Regions from separate parts of the Mus musculus genome. Here region 2 is linked to region 1. A link is a loop called in an ENCODE intact Hi-C map of the cell type or tissue named here. Cell type or tissue: left cerebral cortex. All regions are shown on one strand. Links, peaks and the distances in the headings refer to the core of each region. The heading gives the core; the rest is flanking DNA.

Region 1 (5,758 bases), core at 199-5,198:
TTGGTGCTGCAGACAAGAGCCCACAGAGGAGGTGGAAAATTCCTTGTAAAATTCTAAGCAGCTCCTGGAGCCGGGGGAGCAAGCATGCTTTGGAGCAAATAGTTCAGGGGACTTATGAATCACTCTAAGTCTGAGGGGCCAATGTACTTGAACATCACAGATGTCACTCTGTGAGGGAAAGAATGCTGCAGCAGAGAGTGGCTTGGATTGCAAGTGGGAGCATCTCAGAAAGGAGGTACCTTGCTGGTTTAAAAAAAAATGAACAAAACAGTCTTCACACAACACAGCAGAAATTGGACAGTGCTCTAGTCATCTGCTGGGCTCACCATTTTTTTTCCAAGCCAGATATTAAAAAGGCTGTGATATTTTTCTCGTGATGAAGTAATCGCATTTATTAGTAAATAACAGAATAACCCTCACTCCCCAGCCTCCCACCCTTACCAGTTCGTCAATATGACAGCTCAAGTAGAAACCCAAATCATATTAAGCAATATTCTTTTGGGACCTGACCAAAAAAAACATGTTTTAAATGTGGTATTTTTGAAAATGCTTCAATTCTAGGTTGTATTGTATTAGTCTCTATTGTTTGTCTATTTTCCCAATTTGTAACAGTGCCATGAGGGGAGCCATCACTGTGGATTTTCTCACCCCTTGTTGGGATAGGCTAAGAATCAAGAATCACAGAGAAAATACACAAAAAGATAATGCAACTATAATGGCCCTTTGATGTTGCCCCTTTTCCATCTAGGGGCTGTTGTGCTAAGATGCAGCCACCATCAAGCAGTCTTTTTTAACAGGACCACACAGAGTTCAATAGATGATAACCTTGCTCCTGTCTGTGGTCTTCCACAGGAAAAAAGGAGGACTAAAGAACACAGCACATTTGAAAACAGTTTGAAATAGCAGTTTCCATGGAGACTTCAAAAACTCATATCTTAATTTTTGGCTACTTTTGAAAGACTTGCTTAGCATATGGGGGAAAATATTTCTGATACTTAGCACAGACATGGAAAATACCCAGATGCACACACACACACACACACACATACACACACACACACACACACACACACACACACACACACACAGAGAGAGAGAGAGAGAGAGAGAGAGACAGAGACAGAGACAGAGACAGAGACAGAGACAGAGACAGAGACAGAGACAGAGACAGAGACAGAGACAGACAGACAGACAGACAGAGAGCTAGACAGAGAGACAGGGAGATAGAGAAAGAGACAGACAGAAACAGAGAGCCAAAGGTAGAGAGAGACAGAGAAATTAAAAGAGAGACAGAGACAGACAGAGGAGGGAGAAAAAGAGAGAGGGACAGACAGACAGAAAACAAAAAGGAAAAACACACAAAGAGACAGAAACAGAGGCAGAACAGAGATGACAGGGAGAAAGTCAGAGACAGAGAAAATATACACACACATGAGGGGAGAGAGGGAAGAGAGAAGAGAGAGTGGAGATAGACAGACAGACAGACATAGAAAAGCACACAGGGAAAGCACACACATATACACACTCAAATGTATAAGTCTATAGTTGAAAGTGTTGGTTGCCAACCTGACCGAAGCCTGATTAAGGCCAGCTATTCTTCCTGCTGTCTTGTTACCCCTCCCTTCTCTTTAAAAAACAATTTTCCTCATTTAACCTAAGCATTGTATTCTTTCCATATGCCTGACTTTTTATCTTTCTTCCATCCCTCCCTTCTATCTTCTTATCTATTGAACCCAAGGGCTTTACACTTGTGGAACAAGTCGTCTACATCTACCATACCCAAGATGATTTCGATGGTTAGTTTTAATTTAACTGTCAACTTGGCTCAGCGTGAATCTCCTGGCATAAGGGATTATCAAAATCAGATTGGCCTTCCATCACGTCTGTGGAGAATTGTCTTGGTTATATTAAGTGATATGGGAAGAAGCTGCCTTCTAAAGCAACATCGTTCCCTGGGTGTTGAACTATGTACAAGCAGAGAATGTGAGCTGAGAACAAGTAAAAGCATAAGCATTCATTTTCTCTGATATAGACCGTGATGCCTGTGGCTAGCTGCTTCAAATATCAACCTTGACTTCCCAGCAATGATGGGCTACCATCTGCAATTGTAAACCAAATAAACTATCTTTCCCTTAACTTTCTCTTGGGGGGGGTATTTAATTACAATTTCATTACAGAAAGAAAACTAGGACAAAATTCTGCTTAACATTCTTGCTGTTCCCCTTCTTGGGGTACCGGACATGTTGTTCATCAAGCTATCACCTTGAAGACAGTGGAGGTCAAAGTCACAGTCTATAAAAATGAGATTCATTGGCAATGGATATGGGGATGGTAGCAGTTAACAAAAGAGTTTTTGTCTTCTATCCTGAGATTTATGAGATTCTTAGCCAAAAATAAACAGAATGGTCAGACGATCTGATAAGATGATTTCTTTTTAGAGATTCGCAATATACTGATGTTCTGAATCACTCCTCCATGAGGACATTGGCCAATCTATGTAAATCACTGTCGCCCAAACGTATTCAGGCCAGGCAACTACCTCCCTCTCATATTCATTGCCTGCTGCTCCACAGAGCATGCTGCTGTCCCATGGTTAGAGGACACGTGAGCATCTAGAGCTATCTTGAGAGAATGAGCTCTCCTCAAATGCCAAGGGCTTCCCCAGGTTAGTCTCAGCATATTCATTTTCACAAGAACACCATGAGGAGGATGTTAGCATTCCTGTTTTATAGTTGTGAAATGGTGACTCAGAATAACTGTTTTGCTTCATAGCGGTTTCATATTCTAACGTAACTGACTTCAAAGCAGGTGAACTTGTACACAATAGTGGCTTAAAAATAATGGCTTAACACCAAGGTACCCAAAAATAAAAGCCAAGGGGAGAAGCCTATTCTCTAAGCTTTATCTCAGTTGCTTGTTCTAGCAGGTTTGGGCTTCTACTTCAGCAATCTGTCTACCCAATAAATGCTGAGTGCAGAAACTGTCTAGCCTTTAGAATAGGTGATATCTATACAATGAATAGAAATAAAGGGGACATTATAGAAAATGAGGGTAACGGTCCAAAACTTCATCCTTTGAAGAGAGACAGTTACTTTTTTCATAATATTAAAACCAAATGTGTCTCATCCCCACCTTGTATTCAGGGATAGGTTTGCTTCATAATAGAGGATTAAATGACTCTCTCTGTTCTGAAAAAGAGCATCTCTGTGCCTTGACATGAAAAATGTTTCTTTCTCCACAACAAAAGATTGGTCAGCCTTGGCAATAGCTGAAAGTAATTTAGGCTGGTATTTCATTTTGTCCTCACATACCTGATCCCTCCGATATCATCTAAACCCTTTTTATTTATTTGAAATTAAAGAAATTTTAAAAACCAGTGTAATAAAGGTTTTGGGTAGTTTTGTTCTGGGGCTGTGTCCTCAGTTTTTAGTACTCAGTATCTTAGTTAATAAAATTAAACACATAAACTAAAACTAGGGTTCTTCAAAGATGAAGTTGGATAATTTGAGAGGAGTGCTCTGTATCAAATGTTGAACTATTTCATTGGATGTTGCCAATAATAAATTGAGACCCATACATCCTCACAGTTGCTGAGGACCAAGAAAATCATTTTATCAAATATGGTGTGTTAATGAATGGAAACAATTTGGTAGCGGCTCCCAGGACCACAAGCTACCTCTGCACAGTATCAAGAACACGGAGGACACCTGTGTAAGTGCAGCCAGTGGTCCTAAGGATGAGGTGTTGGGGGACCTATGCCGCTGACCTTGACGAACTGTTTTGAAGTTGAAGGTCTGGAAGCCACCTGTCAATGCAGAAGAGTCAATGACATCCACTCCGTAGTCACTGTGGCTCCGTCTGTAGAGGGTGACACCAATGACCAGGACCGCAACAGCTACCACGGCTGCACCCAAGCCGGAGTACAAAGCAATGTCGCTGGCATTCTCAATGCCTGAAAGACACAAGAGAAGTCCTGAGTGGCTAACATGGGCTCAAGGAATAGAGCCACCCCAGGACAAAACATGGTGTTCTGTTAGAGTCTGGAGGCTACTGATCAGAAAATAAAACCACACAGAAAGCTAGCTACATGTTAGACTCTCATTTACACTATAGCCATGTTTCTAAACTTCCTTGTGTAAATCAGAGCAAGGCTAGTCTAATATAACTGCATTAAGGTAGCTTATCATATAATAGGCTTGCAGAGGATCAATTTTGCAAAGAACATAACATTTTTTTTCTAGTAAGAAAAAATAGCTCCGTAACTTAGTTGAACAAGTCATAGTTACCTAAAAAGCATTTTTATATTTGACTTTTTGTTCAAGGGAAAACAGACTCACACAAAGGACAAAAAAGAGGGTGGGTTCTCTGCTCATGTGGGGCCTGGGGCACATGCATATACACAGAGCTGTCTAGGGTAGGATATTAACGTGGTCTGTGAGTTAAAAGAGAAAAGATCAGGGTTTACAAACATGTCAAATTTGATACCAATACTCAAAGTCAGAGCATAGTAATAATGTTGGTTTAGCATACACAATCATCATGAGAGCAATGTTTATGTGAAACATGAATATCTTGGTTGCCAAGGGCTCTTGTGTCCACAGTCAATGTTTTCTGATACCAATGCAATGCTAGACTCTAATACTTTATTGTTAGGGGGCTCTTCTCTCAGGGGCACATGCTGTTTCTCCCATACCTCTCCTACTCCATCCTATTGAATGCATGGGCAAAGCAAAAATAAAAACGTTAGTTTATTTTTAGTATGTGGATGTCTCCCCACCCCCAGGATAGGCTGGAGCTGAATTCCCATCCTTTTCCAGATACATAGCTGGTGTGGTTCAACCCAGAAGCAGATTGATAACAGCTATTATAATTCAACCCAGGGGTCTGAAACAAGCTAATCCTAAAAGAGGTGTCATCTTAAAGTGTATGGAAAAAGAAGGTGGCAAGAACTAACTACAGATTTAATTGTTCAACAGATTATATGGTAAGTTCATGTAATGGGTCCAAAATAATTATTCTGATACCCAGTGTCTGGCTGAGAAGATAAAAGAAACACATCATATATTTGCCTTGTAATTGTATAGCACTTACTATGCATTTCCCACACCCTAAAATTGTATTTATCAAATGGGTAATGTGAGCCACACAAGCCTAGAGTGAATTTATTTTCAACAAAGGTCGTAGGCCATAAAATAAGGTGTTACCGAATTAAAGAGTGAATGAGAAGATCAAGCAGAACCAAACCAGCAACGGTGTGGTAAACACATAAACGCAGCAGGCAAGGAAGACAGCTATCAGAAGGAGTCAGAGCTGAAAGGTCAGAAGTCCCATAGACACCTTTAATAAGCAGAGCATCATCAAGATGTGCCATGTAACAGGGGATAATATAGAGCTTAGTTCTATTCTAGGATAATCCAATGGGGGCTGGCAGACCTTCTGTTCTCACCACCCAGACAGTGAGCACAATGAAACAGATCTCCACTGCAGAATATTCCATTCCTGCCTGTCTTCCGGAGAAACGGGGTGTTCACCAACCTGCTTATGCTCCCATCCCCGTGTTTCCTTGGAGGGAAGAATCATACTCAGGGCAGAAAGCACACTGAGCACAGCAGACACATCACGCCAGGGCACCAGCCACGGTGAGCCGACTTTGGATTGAGACCAGTTGGCTCTTTTTATTCCCCTTCCTTGGGAATTGCTGAGTGATGATACCACCATTGAAAAGGTGCTTCGGGGTATGCACACCGTCTTAGCAAAG
Region 2 (5,758 bases), core at 572-5,571, 270 kb after region 1:
AGAGTAGGAAAATAGGGGACCATTGCAGACAATAACCAACGTTCTCAAGGACACACATTAATAAGTCTATGAGGCAAGATCCAGGTCATATGCTATTTCATTGTGACCAATATATCCAAAGATAGCCCATGCATCATTTAATGGTGATATGTCTCAAGTTGATAGGATCTATAATTACTCAGAAATTGATCCAAAATCCATTCCAAAAAGCAATGGGTCTCAACTTACGGGTGGTGCCCCCCTTTGTGGGGTTCAAATAATGTTTTCACAGGGGTTGATTATCCAGAGATTCACAATGTGATCCATAACAGTATTAAAAATACAGTTATGAAGGGGCAACAAAATAATTTTATGGTTGGGGTCACCACAATATGAGGAGCTGGAATAAGGGGTTGCAGTATTAAGAAGGTTGAGAACCACTGCATTAAAGTATGTTTGCCCAATCCTTTCCCATCAACACAGAAAATATCACCAAAGGAGTACATCATAAAGCACAAAATCCTATACATTAATACCTCTTAGTTCATGACATTTACTATGTATTCTGGCGGAGAGGTCAGCTACCTCTACCACTTCTCTTCCCCATATGTCTTCATGGTCAACTGGCCCTGCCATATATGGTCCCACTGTTCCTTCCAGGCAAAGAGATGCTTAAAAAAAAAAAAAAAGAAGCACATTAAAGGAAAAACTTCCTGATAATCCACCCTTATTTCAGGGTGTTGAGGAAATAAGCCAGTGTATAAGTGAAAGGTAAGTAAGATCTTTGTCCATAATGAGAAGTCTATTCTACGCAAGGCCATGTACAGTCTGGGGATTCTGTGCAACTGCATTGTGGGTCTCAGGGGTTGAGCCCATTACCCAAGAGTCTGAAACAGTGTCCTCCATTAGTGCCAATTCTTGCTTCTATCCATCATTTTATGACAGGAATTCTGGAATTGGGGCATCACTATCTATATTTTAGTAAGTCTTTCATATAACTCTGAGACACTTTCAAATTTTAAACACCCCAAAGAGAACATTTATATCAACTCAGGTTCTATGTAAGAATGAGAAGTTATAGGATACTGAAATTCCAGGCAAGGTTCTTGTGAAATCCATTGAAGAATGTAGAATTGGCAGCATTATTATCACTTTTGATATAGACATTTACACATAAAGTATAAGAAAATGTCGTTTTAGTGCATGATATTAAGTCTAAGTTCAGTATTACTAAATTCAAAAACAAAAACAAACAAAAAAAGAAACAAAGACAACAAAAGAAACAAAAATATCCCCAAGTGTAACAAGAGTTAAAAATTGCAAAATGCGTATTATTTTGTGTATTTATTTCACATCAGCCTTAGTGTATGTACCTGACATTAGAATATCTAATTATAAGTGAAGTATTCATAAATGTCTATAATAGAGCCATTTTATATCTATAAGCAGCAGAACACTACCAATACAAAGAAGATGGCCAGAGTAGGAAAGCACATATCTAGTCCTTGCTCTATACTGATTTCTTTCCCTCGAACAATCCGAAAGTATCTGTAGAGCATAAAATTGTGCTTCTGCTGGACTGTCAACAATCTGAGTACAAGAAGCAAGCCTTATCTGTGGAGATGCTAATAAGTTCGGGCTACATAAAAGAGGGAGGCACACAGCAAGGGGCACTTTCATCTGAGGTCCAGGTGTGGACTATCTAGAAATGTTTTCCTGGGTTAGAAAAGCGACCAGAAAAGGATCAACCACCCATACCAGTGAGGGACACAGAACACATCTTCCTTTGCCCTCTTAGGATATTTGAGTGGGGTCTGCAAATAAAACTCGCTGATCAGCAGAATGAGAAGCACAGGGTGTTTACTGTTTTCAACTTTTATGTGCACCGAGGGGAAAAAGAAAGCTCGGAGAAGCTGTTAAGTTTGAGAGTTGATATACCATTTTAACAAAGGGCAATGCACTGTGGAAAGGGGGAGTAGGCAAAGAAAATGGGGTTGGCCTTCTAGGGGCAGCAATCTATAGGAAAAAAAACACACTAGAAACTAATAGGTGATGTGGTTATTATCATGGGGACCATTACTGCAGGTTTAATCCAAGGCCAGGCTCCCATCTCCTGTGACTGGACTAGCTCTTCTAATGCAGACAAGGGAGAAAAACATCTTCACAAGGCACAATTTAAATGTTTTACAGGAGAAAGAGGGCAGAGAGCTATTTCTCTGTTTACCTTTTTAAAAATTACCATCATCTCAAAAGAATCCTTACACTGAGGCATTACTCTTGGGGGTAGTCCACTCTAATCCATTTGCCAGACACTCTTCAGATATGTCCTCCTGCTTATGGTGGTTTGTAATTCTTTGTCCCCAGGCTGAACACTTTGAGATCAATTACCTCCCTAACTACAGCTTAACTCTGCCTTTGCCCTTCTTACATGGAGTAACTGAGGGCAAAGAGGGGAAGGGTTACCCAATGGAAGCATAGACTGCAAGGAACAAAGGAGGGTTCCAGGTTGGTTGGTAATAGGATGCACTGAGCAACTAAAGCAGAGCAGTGTACCAATAATCATCTTACACCAATCTTTATCCTTCTGAATCCATCTTGCATTAGAAGTAACTGGAAAAGAAAAAAAAATAAAAATAACAACCACAACAAGAGAAAACCAACAACAAAATACCAATAGCTCAGAAACAAACAAACAAACAAACAAAAAAAAAACCAAACCAAACCAAACCAAACCAAACCAAAACAAAACAAAACAAAAAAAAAAAAACCCAAAAACTAAGCCAGCCATTTTTTTACCAAGTATGGGCAGAAGGATAATTTTGCACCCTAGCTAAAGGAAGATGAGGGATGTCCTGGTAGGCAGGAGAGTGGGAGGGTGGCAGATGTCTTACTCTGCCTTTTAGAAACACATGTTTCAGAGTAGAGTCCTGAATTTGTACCCCCTTGAGAGACAAGACAGCCAAGAGGCCTACAAGGACTGAACATAGATAAACACAGAACTGGGCCAAACAGCAATTAGGAGAAGAAATTAACAGAGAATGCCGGAGGACTTTAGCCTCTTTTTTCCCTGTTCCCTTGATGACACATTTAGAAATAAATGTTAAAGGAACAAAATTATTCTGATGTGTTCATGCCTTGCCTACTTTTTAGACTCTGTCGTCAGACTGGCCCCAGTAGGAGCTCCAAATGGCCACTGTTTAGATTGCCATCGCCTGGGGATACCACACGTTTAAAGTTTCCTGGGAAATGCCACGGACTTTCAAATTAAATTTGCCTTAGATTTCCTTTTTAGCAAAGCTACTTTTGAAGTCCCTTAAAATACAATGCATTTGTTCTTAAATCCCAAGCCTCCGTTTGATGGAATTTGGGTGTGCAGATGGGCAAGCTCATAGTGACTAAAAAAAGGAACTGTGGGATTCTGGGATGCAAATTCACTATCATCAGGGCGACAGAATGCTACTGGTCACAGGGATAGAAATTCTGAGGTTAGGGAAAAACACAACAGCAAGAAAACACTAGCTTTCTGCCATCTGACGCTAGATAACAAATAGCTTTCCCTACTTTCCTGTGGAGTCATTGGTTTTCCACAAGGGAGGCTGTGGATATTCAGCTGAGTTTTGCATTCATGCTCAAGACAGAAGCCTGCAGGATTAATGCATTAGTTAATTCCCTGCTATCACATGCTAAACAGCTTTTTTTGAACTATACACATCAATTTGTTCTAATACTAAAGGCTCCCGCAGTAAAAAGATATGAAAATATTCAAAGTATTCTAATGCATCCCGAAGCTCTTGGGTCAGAATACTAATGCCTCCATCTAAGAGGCCATAAGTCTGTTATCTTACCATCAGAAGTCTTTCACGGGAGTCCATTTAGACAATAAATACCTGTGGATCAGGAACAGTGAGTAATATCCATTTATTTGTTGATGTGATGTCCCTCTTTGTCTGCATGTGTTGTGAAAATTCATCGCTAAGGCTAATTTCGTGCTTTAAATCAATGGATTCAGAGAAAGCCTGTGTCTATGTTTGTGTCCCTTTGTGGCCATATTGTGGTAACTAGAAGACCATCATGTGGCTGAGTGCTTGGCAATAAGAGACATCAGAATTATCTTCTTTGTGCATGCACACACATACATACATCATACCAGTGTGCATGGTTTCCACAATGTTGAATCACACAACTATCTATCAAAAGTAATTGATTATAATGTACTAGACACAAGATCACTGCACTGTGCATGCAAGGGTTCTGTGCCCTTGATAAAGAGCTCACCATACACAGAAAGCCATTTATATTTCCTTTACAGAAGCAAAAGGAATAAACTACCATTCCTTACTGGAAGTGAGCTGCAAGGTAAGCAGTGTGAGGGCATCGCCTGAAATGTTAAGGCCTTCACAAAGCAAAGACCTGAATTAGTGATTCATGAAGAAAATTTCAAAAGCAAGGGACTTCGTTCTCCCTTTCCATGTATGAACATAAAATTGAGAGGAGGAATCAACTAAGAGAGAAGAAAGATATGAACCCTATAGACAAAGAGACTGTCAGAAACAAGTACAAGCTAAACGTAGCTCTATTCAGTAATGGGATACATTCCTAAGATCTACCCTAAGACATCGTGGTACAAGAATAAAAAACGAGTGCTTCGCTATAGGATATGTTTGCAAATCAAAACTTCCTCGTGATTATGGTTAAATTGTTAGCTTGAAAATGATTTGTGACCTCAGGCAAGTTCATTTTACCTCTTAGTGCATGTTTTTTTCACTGACAGTACTGAGCTAATATAACACACCAGTTTGTACTACTTTAATGACCAAATGTACCAAATTCATATAAAAAGGCTAAAAAATAAAGTCTGATACCCAATAACTATTTTATGAGGTTTTGCTAATATGTGAGCTAATCACTTAGTCTTCTAACTAGGTAAGTAAATTTTATAAAAGATTATTAGTCTTTTATTGAATGGCTGGTTGTTTTCAGAAAGCACTGAGCAGCACATACCTTTCAGGAAAGGCAGGTAATAAGAATACCTGTGTTATGAATCATAGAAAATAAATATTTTACTATGAGACGTGCTCCAAAACAATATTGCTTTTCTCAAATTCTAAGATAAAAAGGTCAGTCTAGGACTGGAGGGATGGATGTCCCATGTGTCCCTTGCAGCAAAAGCATGAGTGTCTGAGTTCAGATCTCTAGCACCCATGTAAAGGCTGGAGATGATGGCCTGCACCTGCAACTCCAACAATGAAGAGGCAGATATCAGGAGATTATTGGCCAGGCAGTCTAGAAGAAACAATGAACTCCAGGTTCAGAGAGAGACCAAGAGGGAGGGAGAAAGAGAAAGAGGGAGGGAGAAATAGGGGGAGGGGAGAGGGGAGTAGAGGGGGAGGGGGACCAGGGGAGAGAGAGAGAGAGAGAGAGAGAGAGAGAGAGAGAGAGAGAGAGAGAGAGAGAGAGAGAGATTGACTCTGACTCTTTGTCTTAAAACATGAGCTGTAAAACAATCCAGAAAAACAGACAACATAAACCTCTGGCCCCAACATGCTCCTACGTGGGCAAATACAATCTCACACAGTGTGTGTGTGTGTGGGGGGGGTGTGTGTGTGTTCATAACAGGTAAGTGCTCTTAGAAATGGGTTGTTCACCAATTTCCCTGTGGTTTGAAAATCAAAATGTATCCTCAAACCTCTTTCAAAACTAGGTCACATAGTCTAGTTTTTATAGCATGGGCCAGTATCACACTAAAATAGCAAATGTCCTATACTATGGCACGAAATGA

What was found. A loop is a pair of places that touch in the nucleus more often than their neighbours do. Peaks named below come from ENCODE experiments on the same cell type or tissue, not always from the same donor. Only the 100,000 strongest peaks of a DNase experiment are listed, where the experiment ranks them.
Region 2: it touches region 1 in a loop (16-fold over the local background); 2 of 42 quality-filtered maps call a loop at or near these places.

The regions. Positions count from the first base shown.
Region 1 is chr8:28,720,455-28,726,212 of GRCm38, forward strand. Unc5d (unc-5 netrin receptor D) reads right to left here. Exons shown (of 18, transcript NM_153135.3): 9 at 4,694-4,708; 10 at 3,767-3,952. Among named protein-coding and RNA genes, the nearest start is that of Gm32505, 25 kb to the left of the region's middle. In left cerebral cortex, for the core only: no CTCF peak of the experiment used is centred there; a DNase peak (open chromatin) is centred at 2,634; H3K27ac peaks cover 4,244 bases.
Region 2 is chr8:28,989,455-28,995,212 of GRCm38, forward strand. The region is part of intron 1 of Unc5d (unc-5 netrin receptor D); the gene reads right to left. Among named protein-coding and RNA genes, the nearest start is that of Unc5d, 230 kb to the right of the region's middle. In left cerebral cortex, for the core only: no CTCF peak of the experiment used is centred there; DNase peaks (open chromatin) are centred at 2,883 and 3,304; H3K27ac peaks cover 1,522 bases.